Regions from separate parts of the Homo sapiens genome. Here region 1 is linked to region 2. Evidence: chromatin contacts called from ENCODE Hi-C or POLR2A ChIA-PET data. All regions are on one chromosome and are shown on one strand. The core of a region is the stretch at or near the end of the contact, and the rest is flanking DNA. Distances in the headings are between cores, read along the strand shown. Region 1 holds the start of LUADT1 (lung adenocarcinoma associated transcript 1). Region 2 overlaps STXBP5-AS1 (STXBP5 antisense RNA 1).

Evidence for each region. A loop is a pair of places that touch in the nucleus more often than their neighbours do. ChIA-PET counts read pairs that join two places held with the same protein, here RNA polymerase II (POLR2A). Pooled maps may share reads with other maps.
Region 1: a loop to region 2 is called in a map of K562, with 3 times the contacts of the local background. The contact joins the promoter of LUADT1 here to the enhancer-like site in region 2. A Hi-C loop is called at or near these places in 4 of 168 maps with a recorded cell type or tissue (K562, MCF 10A, PC-3 and 1 more) and 4 of 50 pooled maps. POLR2A ChIA-PET finds 5 or more read pairs at or near these places in 3 of 52 experiments (AG04449, MCF 10A and T-cell).

The regions. Positions count from the first base shown.
Region 1 is chr6:147,154,806-147,160,852 of GRCh38, forward strand. It overlaps LUADT1 (lung adenocarcinoma associated transcript 1), which reads left to right and starts at 4,120. Exons shown (of 3, transcript NR_132442.1): 1 at 4,120-4,179. All of the region lies in intron 3 of STXBP5-AS1 (STXBP5 antisense RNA 1), which reads right to left.
Region 2 is chr6:146,911,882-146,917,609 of GRCh38, forward strand. The region is part of intron 7 of STXBP5-AS1 (STXBP5 antisense RNA 1); the gene reads right to left. Among named protein-coding and RNA genes, the nearest start is that of LUADT1, 240 kb to the right of the region's middle. Within about 2 kb of position 3,035, at least 29 of the 41 ENCODE cell types and tissues checked have a DNase peak (open chromatin) inside an H3K27ac peak, as active enhancers do; they include PC-3 and endothelial cell of umbilical vein, where a contact is called at or near this core.

The DNA.
Region 1 (6,047 bases), core at 2,870-5,369, 240 kb after region 2:
CTAACACCTGGCTAGAAGCTGCAATTTATTTTGTGTGGAGTGTTTAGTTTTCACATAGAATAGAAATTGAGAAAGAAGCTGTTAAATCAGGTAAACAGGTGTCACATCAGGCATGTCCTTAAGTGTCATGCATTTTTAATATAAAGGACATTATTGAGAAATTAGCAAAATTTAAATGAGGGTTGAAGATTAGAGGGCAATAATGTGTCATCGTTAACATCCTTATTTTGATGGTTGTATTGTAGTTACATAGGGCACGTGCCATATAAAAAGACTGTGGGGTACAGAAAAACAGCGCAAGAATTACCCCAGGTTGCTTACTGTGTAACAGGAAAGCTATCAGGTGCATGTAAAATATGATGAAAAATACAATGCACAATGTTGTAAGGACCAAATACAAGACAAGAAACTGTAGTTCTCAGTATTTTCTCCATCAATGGTACTGACCTTAACACTTACTCTTAAATAGTTGGACTCAAGGGTTAGACTCAAGTCACTGTGAGCCAGGTGTAATTTCATTCCTTTCTCCTCTACTGAATGGACACTTAATGGAGCAGGAGTAACATTTTTCTAATATTAGTTTTGAATTCATTACAATTTTATGTTAAAAGATAAATGCCTCGCCACCTTAGGACATCATCTCTACTTAATTCATCTCTGAGACAGTTCATTATGTCTCAGTATAACCCAAATTAATAAATTTCAAGTAGGGCTAATTTTTAAATGAGGTAACAAGTACTGTCACTGCTGTCCTCCTAACCCCTCCATTAAGAAGTATTTCCTGCTCATTGTATTCCAAAAATCAGCAACTACAAACTGCCTGGTGCAGCAATTTGGGAATCCTAATGCCTGCTACTTTCTTTGTGGCTCATTCCATATGTACTGATAGCACTGGGATAATAAATTTATGGACAGTTCTCAAGTTCAATATTCATTCTTCTATCACTACAGAGGGTGTAATGCTAGAGGGTAAAAGGAATACAGTTCCTCAAGATGCTGATAGGCTAATGGAGGGAGATAATAAACACAGGTAAACTCCCAAATACATACATACAAAACATGCAAAAAACAATTTGTCTATGGCTAATGATAAGAATAAACTTTCCTCTCTCTCCCAGTACAATATTTGGAATTTCCCGTCTCTCTCCTTCCTTCTCCACTGGCTTGGACCGGAATCTCTTCTCATTCTCCCCCAGCAACCTCAATCCACAAGCACAGCAAAATCAATGTACTGGAGATCCGGTATCTCTACTTTGTGGTGATTGCAGGTTTCCTTGCGTCCCTGAATCTATTTCCATACATATAAGTCTGGAACAAACAAACCTACCACCAAGGTTGGAGTTGGACTTAATGTAATAATGCATTTGAGGCACCCACACTCAGAGACTGCTCCCAGCTCTCTTCTCTGCTTCTCTCAGCACAGGTCAGGTCTAGGAATGCATTGGGAAGGTAGAAGGGAATAAATGGCACAGGAAAGGGAAGAGGAGGGGAATGATAAAGGCCTTTCTCTTTCACCATGGCTTTGCCACTCCTAACCCCAGCTGATGTCTTCATCTTTTGCTCTCAGAGAGCAGACAAAAGCCTCTCTGCTTCCTGTTCTCTGTCTGCCCTCATGGTGTCAGGAGTAGAGAGGCATCAGGCAAACCATTAAGGCCCTTTTCAGCTCCTGCAGTGCCAGAAAGAGCAGGCTAACTCAACTTGGGCTGATACTGATCTTCTGCCTGAGAATATACAGACTGCATTAGAATCTTCTTAATATCCTCTGCATTTAATTCCTTACCCCAGCACTCTCCAGTGCTAGCTTCCAAGCTGTGGTCCAGTGCAAAGAGGAGATTACTTGGCATTTCCTGTCCAGCCAACTGCAGAGCCTAGAACCCCTGACACCCAGCCACCTGCCCACCTGCCCCATCCTCAGCTGCAGCTCAGCCCAGGTGTATAGGCTCTCTACTGGGACTAAGGAGGAGTAAGATGGGATGACCAAGCATCCTTTCAAACTCATCTGCAATCTCCTTTTCTCCATCCATCCACGTTCACCAAACCCAAGAACTATTCCTAAGGCTTTCCAAAACTACTGAACCCTCTGAGTCCTTCTCACTCTTCTCCTCTCCCATCACAAAAGGTAAAAGAACACTCTCTAGATAAACGCAAGGAGAGAGACAGAGACAGAGAGTAGGTCAGGAAGAGGGCAAAAACTGGGAACACTCATGTGATATCAAACTGTGATGAGTCACAAGTGTAACTCTCTCTCTTGGGTTCCACTAGCATCATCCTCAGATCTCCACATGAGCATATACCAGTGCAAGAACGTCCTGTTCCCAGAAGGGCACCAGTAAGGAAGAGTGCATAAATATTCTGGAGTCATTTCCAAAGAAACAGGCTAAGAAGGGACTGATCGAGTAATTATTTTTGCATTCTTCAGAACTTTCTGGATGTCACTTCAGGTATTCCTGGGTGAGGCTTATACATAGTTTTTAGAGGCAGGAGATTCCTGTAATCCAGTGGAACCTCTCTTCAGCTATTTTAAGACCTTGACTCAGATGTCTTGAGCTATTTTAAGGCACTTAAAGAGTTTGGCTTGTAAGAAAAGAAAATCTTCTGTAGGTCTGTGTTTTGGTGGTACATCTCACAAAGCTTATCAATTCTTTATTTCTTGTGTCCCACTAGAAGAAATTTCCAGCATTAAAACAACGTAGAGGATCAATCTGTATAACACTATTTAAGGAACCCTAAACTTAAAGCCCAGGTCCGTGAGCTCTACTACTTACTCTACTACTTGCCAGGCAAATTTGGGGGAACATTGGCTTGTCTCCCTGATAGGGTTCTCATGAGGAGCATAATAGATGATATGTAAAAGTTTGAAAAAATGTGATATGCAATATAAAGATAGGATGTTATATTTCAAGTACTAAAATAAAAACACAAAGCCTGTGAAAAAGAACACAAGACTGCTTTGTGCTTAGAGTTACCTATTTTCTCTAAATACTACAAAAGACCTTTGCAATGGGAAAGTCTCTGAATCTTACATTTTTCTTTTTAAAAGCAGGAAAGTTTCTTCTCCTATCTGACATCTGGATTATAACTATAAATCAACCTAACCCAATAGGTGCTAGATTGTATGTTTGATTAATTGGCATAAATGTTCAAACTACAAATCGAAATTTAAACTATTCTTTGAATAAGTTTATCATTTTTTAAAAAACTATTTAGGTATAAGATCTAATGTAACCAAAAGACTAACTGATTGGCTGACTGAAGGACTAACATCATGAATGTTGAGAGCCTAACTATAAAATTTCAGCTAAAGGCAAATAGGAGGAAGTGAACTCTATTTTCTATTTTTTGTGCATAGAGCTTAGTTCATACAGCTCAGTCTTTCAAGCCAATCAACTAATTCACAAGAGAATAAAGTTCTTACCCAAGAATACAGAACTTTGTTCCTGTAGCACACCATAACCACCTAAGCCTTACATTTAATGTAACGTTTTCTTTTATAAAGTAATCCTAAAATCCATTATTAGAAAATAACCATATATTTTCTTTTGTTCTACATAATCATTATTTGTTATGTGGTGCTTATTTTCTTAGTACTACCTACTGTAACTAATTTTCACAGAAAGAAAAAGTAAAAAGTCTTACACTGTTTATTTTTTTCATTTTGTTATTTTTGTTTGTTTGGTTTTTGTCTAAGCATGGAAGACCAGTTTATCCTAGTAGTACAAGGTAAATGAGTTTCCTAAAATGGAATTTTTCTTTTTTATTATCTTTGCAGACTGGCTAAGAAAATTTACAAATAATCTGCCAAGTCACAAGTTATTTTATTAGTGAAAGCCAGCATGTAGAGCAATGAAAATGCAGTATAAAAAAAAATTAAAGTCTTAGCTGATAGCACCAAGATACTAAGCAAATATACATAAATACAAATCCCATGATCTTGCCCTAAGGAATCTATTTGTCTTATTTTCTTTCAGCTTCTAGCACAGTGTCTGAAAATGGTAGCCACTCAATAAATATTTGTTTAACATATTCTGGTAAAGTGAATAGAAACATTCAGAGAAAATAGCTAGGCTTGAGCGTGGTTAAGGCAAATTTTCTTCATTATTTTCTTTTCTTTTCTAGAAGGCAGAAATGGTTTCCGTTCAGCAAATCCACACCAGCAATCCTCTTACAGCAAATTTCCAAGTAAGTATAAGTTTTCTTAAGATGTTGTGTGGAGAAATCTACTGTTCACAGTCGTTAGAAAGCATTTTGATGAGGCAGACCACAGCTTCTTGAAAGGGATATGAAGTAACCTGAGTTCTGCACAACAAGCTCTTAACTGTACCTAACTGCTTCTTGCAACAGGGTTTTTGGTGAAGAACAATTCTCCAAGGAAGAATAAACATGCAACCATTTTTGCATGATAAGTTCTTCTTCTGATAGTATTTGTAGCATAGACACTTTATAAAACTCTTTAACTCTTCACCATAAACACTTAAAAAATGAACTCTTAAATGCTTCGTTTTCTAGACAAAATATAAAATTGAGACCGGGAATTCAAACTAAACTGTAGGACTAATTCATCTAGTGACACTTTGTAAATTCTTTTTCTTCCCTTCTCCCCCCAAAAATGTGATAAACCGTAATTTTCAACTTGAACAAAGTAAGTTAAGGGGGTGTGGTAGAGACAAATGATAAATTTGAATTAAGACTAAAATACAAACACAAGGTCTGAAAAGCATTGCTGTTTTCTCTCCATTTGTTTAAGTGGATGAGTTGTATGTTGTGAACCCAGGAAGGAACACAGTAAGCAATGTGATCATGATCCAGTTACAATCAGAACCCGGAAAAGCCAGGAGCCTTTGCCAGATAGGTAGAGACAGGAACCACCAACAGGAAGGCTTTTCCAAGCAGAGAAAATGCTGGTGCAAGAAGAAAAGGACTCAAAAATTACTGAGATAGAAAGATCAAAGGTGATAGATCTCAGAGATGGGAATGTGAGGAGTGTGAAAGAGAAAGAGATAGCTTACTGTAGGAAAATAGAGGAAAATTAAACATAAATCTGTCCATTTCAAAGAGAAATCCATGGGACTCAAGACAAGGAATGTAACTACAACATGGCTGGTAGTGGCCCAAAGCCCTCCCATCATATTTTGTAGTTCCTGAGGGCTTATCCTTTCAAAACCTTTTATCCGTTGTCCAGGCATCTACTTTACAGTGTTTATTTCACTCCATGTCAACCTAAACAGGAACACTTGGCATCAAGCATTATCACCAGTTTTCATAAAAATCACACTCACTAAAACATTTCTGAGTTTAGTAGAAATCTAGTAATCATCAGAGCTGACAGAAGAAGAGATGAAAAGATAGAAATCCACACCACACTGCATTTTGCCATTTGACTGGCTTCCTCTTACCTTCCTATCTTCTCCTCCCTTTCAGGAGCAAAACAACAAAACACACTTTCTTATCTTACTCAGAACAACTTATCAACACCATTGAAACCTTTATACCATTAACATTTAAGCCTCTGAATTTTGAAGCTTAAGTATGAATAGAAAGGTTAAGTGAAGTATTGACAAGTTGAAGGAAGGAGAGGATAGTTTTAGAAGCAGCTTTTTACCAGTAATTGTCAATGCTTTCTTCCAAAGTATAATATGTGAATATCATGTTTTTACTTCATTACATGTATCAAATTTCATAGGTATCTTATGCATTCAATAAATTCTTAGTTTCAAAGAATATTTTGAAAATTCTTATATGACAAGATATAAGCTGATGTAATATGCCAAATTTTATAAAATTAATAATTTATATTCTTTAAAATGATTTTGGGAAAATATACTAAAATATTAAAATATCTCTGAATGATGAGATTGTGGGTAATTATTATTTCTTTCTTTAGAATCTTCTGCAAATGTTTTACCATGCAGAAGAGTTGTTTTTTACATCAGAAAGAAAAATACAAGTGCTATTTTTAAAGATGTCTTAGGTCACACTCAGCAAAATTGTTTTGATAATAAAGTGATATCTGGTTAGTTTGACAGAAAGCAAATGAGGGCATTGCAAGT
Region 2 (5,728 bases), core at 1,785-4,284:
CCATCTGAAGTGCATTCTAAACTAGGGGAAGCGTCCATACTTTCTTAGCTGGAGTATCCTGAGGGAGAAGAGCTCTAAAGAATAAGAAGAGCAAGGACACAACCTGACATCATGTTGCTGCCCCACCCGGCACACCCAGCCACACATATGTGCCCACAAGTTTTGATAAGAGGGTGCCTTCACGGTCCCCAAATCCTTAACATTTATGATGATGAATTCTGCATTGGGGTAGCCCATTTCTGAAATTTCAATTTGGACTTGAGTGAAAACAGATTTCCTATTAAATTCTTTTTGACAGAAACATCTCATAAACAAACAAGCATATAAACAAATATTTCTAATTTCCTCTTGGTGAATTATTTAAAGAATGCACATAAATCATGGCAATGTTTTTCCTTTGGATGACTTTTATTTATAGTTTTCTGTCTTTAAGAAAAATTTCAATAATTCATAATCACATTTTATAAAGTTGCCTTGCTGCTAAGAGCCAAGATAAAGATACATATGATTTAGCTTCCTAATATTTTATTTCTCTCTTCACCCATAAGAGGTCTGGTTTCCCAAGAGAGCTGAGCTCTGTATCAGAGGGTATTCTAATAATTTCATTGATGTATACAAAATGTATTTCCTTTTCCTAAAATGAAAAAGGAAAGTAGCAAAGGCAGTTTTCATTATACAGATTCATAGTGGTGCACCACAGTGGTCTGTGCTCATCCTGAGAGGAGGCCTGACGTATGGCTGCCAGATTTGAATATAAATGTAAACTCCTATTGCTCCACAGAATCCCATGCAGAAATAAGCTTACACCCAATGCATGGAGAAAATCAATAGTATATTATTAAAAGAGCATTCTGACTTTGTGTAGAGCCATTAAAATTAATCCCATCAGCATTAAGTCATGGGCCCTAGAGAATCACCCAGGAGAGCCATGGAATGATGGCAACCCACACAGATTAGGAAGAGAAGATGACACAGGCAGAACAGAGAAGGAAGTGTGGTCTGGCCCAAGCATTGCCCATGTCCCTTCCTGGCTGCCCTTCTTGTGAACACCTGGGGGTTCTGCATCTACACGTTCCTGGTGCCCAATCCTGAACACCACCCTGTCTCTGCTCCAGCCCTCCCTGTCTCCTGGAAGTGCTGCTTCTGAAGGCAACTGCTCTAAACCTTCTGCTTCTTTAGACAGCTGTCTGATAAAACAAAGCTTTCTGCAGGGTTCATGACTGACAATAGGGTCAAATGATCAATTGCCCCTGATCACAGACTTCCTGTGAGATGCAACACCGTAGCCCAAAGTCTTCACCCAAAGTCACGATAACTAGGAGAGAGTTTTTGACTGATACAGCCTTGTTCATTGTGGGAGAGCATGAAAGCCCTGAAAAGCCAGGAGATCTGGGTTAAAGTCCTGCCTCTACCGTCAAGTAACTCCCCTCACTCTGGGTAAGTCACTTGACCTGCCTGTGCCTTAGTTTTCTCATCTGATAAGTGAAGATTTAAAGGGTGTTTTGTGAGAGCTTAGTAAGATAATGAAAAGGTACATGCAAAGCAACACGGTGCTTTAAAAATGCAGCTATGACTTCATTTAGACATTTTGTGGAACAAACACACAGAGAGATGTTGTAACACAAGGATGTAGGAAAGACAAAAGACAGACTTAATTTATTAATCATTTCCTGAGTGTTTATTGCAAGGTGGGCATTGTTTTATGCACACGAGGTGTAGGAGCGAAAAGACAGATTGTCAATTATCTACATTACTGCTAGCATTACAGGAGTTTAAAATTATCTTTCATCTCTTGTATATTTATTGTGCATGGCATAAATCAGCCACACTAGTATCTGCATACTAGTATTGCTTTCAAACACCAATGATAGAAAATGTCCAAAGCAAATCAGAGTAAATTAATTTTTTTGCATTAATTTCTGTTTCTTTCAAATACAAAGATTCATATATAACTACTATCAAAGGCGTTTTTTGCCTTTACAGATGGTCAACATTTGTTAAAGAAGTCAGGAAAACGCAGACATGCAGGGATTAGGACATCCTTGCGTCATGGGTCTCTCAGCCTTTTCCTTAACCAGGGGTGGCTGCGCTGCACTTGAGGAGGAGGCAAGGGGCAGTCAGGCAGCCTGGAGTTCTCCTGCCCACTCTGCTGGCTCTGCTGGCTCCCCAGCCTACTTCAGCCCCAGCCTCGCAAATTCCAAACTGCTGATTCATGCTCATGATGTGAGCCTAATGACCGCGAACACGCTCTTGTTTTTCTTCTTCAGGCACATTTTCTTGGTAACCAGGCGGATGATATGCTAATGCAAGCTGGCAGACTTGATCTCAAACTACAAAAATACGCTCTGCCACGTGGAGGGGACAAAGGAGGAAAGAGACTTCAAGGCTATCCTTTTGACTCGGGTTTCCATTTTTGTCGAGAAGCACACAGCAAGTGCTCAACAAGGAGATTTGGTATTCAGAGGAGACCCACAGTGACCATTAGGATTTTAAACCACCATGAGCAGTAATTCTTCTCATTTAAAATAAATGTCCTCTAAGCTTTTTTAGTAACACACTTTATGAGACTCCGCTAGTTTCTCGTGCTGTTTCAGACAGCTCTGGGTAAGCAGGAGATGCTGAATCCAGTGAGGCAGAAAAGTCAGAATTTGCCTTTTCTCAAAATCCATCTTGGCCCCAACTTGGCTGCATCTTGCTTCTGAGTCATATAGCAAGGGTTCGTTGAAGGTCACCGCAATGCCCTGGACTACTTTGGAGTTTCAATGTATTGCTGTTGAAATAATTTTTAATCTCTTCCTGTCAGCTGGCCAGATGATACAATAATATTACCCTGTGTTGCCTCACAAGTGATTAAAGAACAAGAGCACAGCAAGTCCTGCTTCCCAGCCCTCTCACAGGAGAGCATAGAGGCTTCTGCAGGGAGAACGAGCCTTCTGCAACATACAGATATTCCCAGAAAGACAATTCACAAAGCAGTTTATTAGTGCCTGTGTTTTCAAGGCACTGCTGAGCGGAATGCCAGGGCCATTGGCTCCTGTTTTATTAAGGTTCTTGTCTATCTGACTCAGACTCACAAATTTTCTGGCCACAGACTTGGAATTTACTGTAAAGTGAGTCATCCGGTATGAACCAATGAAAATTCTCCAGGCAAATTCAGTTCAGACTCTGAGTTGTTATTTTTATTCTAAAATGGTCTTTTTCTTTATTATCTGGAAACTCATCAGTTAGGTGAGTCTGAGTGAGTCTGTGTTAAGAGGCTAAAATTAATAAATCCATCTGGGTAATTTCATGCCAAAAGCCACAACCTTCGGTTGATAAAAAGGAAGATGTTTCATTTCAATTGGAAGGTCACAGTCGGTCTGCTAAGCTGATTTTGAAAACGATATGCTGATAAGCATAGGAAAGGGTAAAGAAATTCCTTACAAAGCAAAATGAAAATAAGAATTTCTTTTTTCATCACACCAGAGGAAGATTCAAATTAATGTCCTCAGAGAGAGGTCACTTTGAGATACAGAGAATCAAAGGTTGGCTACCATAGGTTTAGTTTTTTATAATCTGCTTATAACTAGTTACTTCCTTGATCACTTCAGCACCTACAACTATCTTGAGACAGTTTTTACCACTTTACAATAAAAATACTAGAAATAAACATTTTCTTTTATTTTCAGTACTCTGGAAAGTCAAATTTTATTTGAGCCCAAACAACTAAATTCTGACTCTATCTTTTAAAGTGCTCCAGAGCCAAGACTCTAAGCCATAGAGCCTTATTGCTACAATCATGGTCATCAGATTACCTGTGGAGCTCTTGCTGAATGGTGGAGCCAGGAAGGAGCAGCCACTGCAATCTCTTTATGTCTGTAGAGCTGTTGCTAAGCAGTACTACAGGCAGTGTCTAAAGGCCCATCTCCAAGCCTGGAGTGTTCCAAACAACATCTATAAGAAGTCTCCAGAGCTGTGGCATCCCAGTGAGAATGGCTCTTGCATTCAGGCTCCAACAAAAGTGTCCAGGCAGGAAGTTGAAATGGAGGAAGTTATGTTAGAATGACTATCCTCATTACACAGATGAGAAAAGTGAGTCATGGAGTAAGTCAAACTCCTCCACCTCCCAACAACCAAGGAATAAACTAGAACCCATTTTTCTCTGCCTTTGTGTGTTAAGTTAGACATCCACTGGATTATGCCACTTCTTTTGGGGAAGGGAAGAATAGAAAATTGGATGACCCAGCACAACAGATGAATTCTGAGGGTGAAGAATGCAACAGGAACAAATTTCCATTTTCCTGTTATTTGAAGATGGAAGAGTAGATGTGGGTTCCAGTGAAGAACCAAGAAGCAGTTCCACTGAAAAAGTAGTATTTGACTCAAAGTAACCATTTTGAACAAAATTCTGAAAAGTCGACCTTAAATAGTAAATGACTGAGATAGCAAAGGAATGAAATTATCTGTTCTTCCTCAACAATAAACAGAAAGGGCTAATTCAGTCCATGGTAACTATTTAACCATATCTCAAGTGGGTGAGCAGCAATCAATGATTAGCACAAAAATGGTCAGAATAGCAGCATGTTTCTCATATGCAAAAAAAAAAAAAGCCAAGAAAATTATCATGGATTGAGAGCATTTTTGTTAGAATATGTGAAAATAAAAAAAATGATAAAGGTGAAGATTAGAAAAACGTGGAAGAGATGGCAGTAAGAGAGCACAGGATAGGCCCCTAGCTTTGTCCTGGAAGCATTGACCTCTCTGACCTTGCCGCCCACAATGTTCACCTGTGACCATCTGTGTCCACCTTCAGTGAATGTATTGTTCCCAAAAGGCTCTTGTTCCTATCAGAGTACCACACTAGAGCTGTGGTCCAGCTCTGTTCAGGAATCCACAGCCCCAGTCCAGATTTTAAAAGGAAAACCAACTGCAGAAATGTAACAAATAAAACAGCTTGCTCAATAAGAGTTACTCAAGTTTAACTATGGATGACTGACCGAGATGAGGCAAAGAGCAAGTACTATCTGCCAGATATAATAGCAGGAACTCTTTATCTGTTTTCTCACTGAATGTCCTTAAGAATTATATGAGATGTGGCACTATCCCCATTGCTCTAGACACTGAGAACCAAGGAAGTTCTGTTACTTCCTCAAGGTTGGGATTCAGTTCCAGGTAGGCTTTAATCCTGTATGTTATTTACATCATTTCCAACTAATAAAGATGAGAGTGTAATTTATGCACATATCACACTCAAGTATTTCAGGCGGATGTCAATTAACTAACATCTTTGTTATAAAATTATAACAGGTTATCACAGGCAAAATTTTCCATTAGTGCATCTATACTTTTGAGTACAGTGAAATATAGACAAGTAATTCTCAATGGGAGGAGTCAGGGAAGAGAAGCACATCAGGATTACCTGAGCAACCTGTTCAAGCAGATCTCCCATTACCCTCCCCTCCCCAACCCCCTTCACGCGTGTTAGTCAATGTTATCAGCAGAATGTGTCTGACTCATAAACGTACTGGGCTGGGGAAAAACAACAACAACAACGTTGCAACCTCGTTTTGTGTATTTTCACATCAATGAATGTTTTTCTTTTTTTGTTTTTTTGTTTTGTTTTTTTTTTTTTTTTGAGATGGAGTCTCTCTCTGCTGCCCAGGCTGGAGTACAGTGGTGCAATCTTGGCTCACTGCAACCTCCATCTCCCAGGTTCAAGTGATTCTCCTGCCTCAGCCTTCCGAGTAGC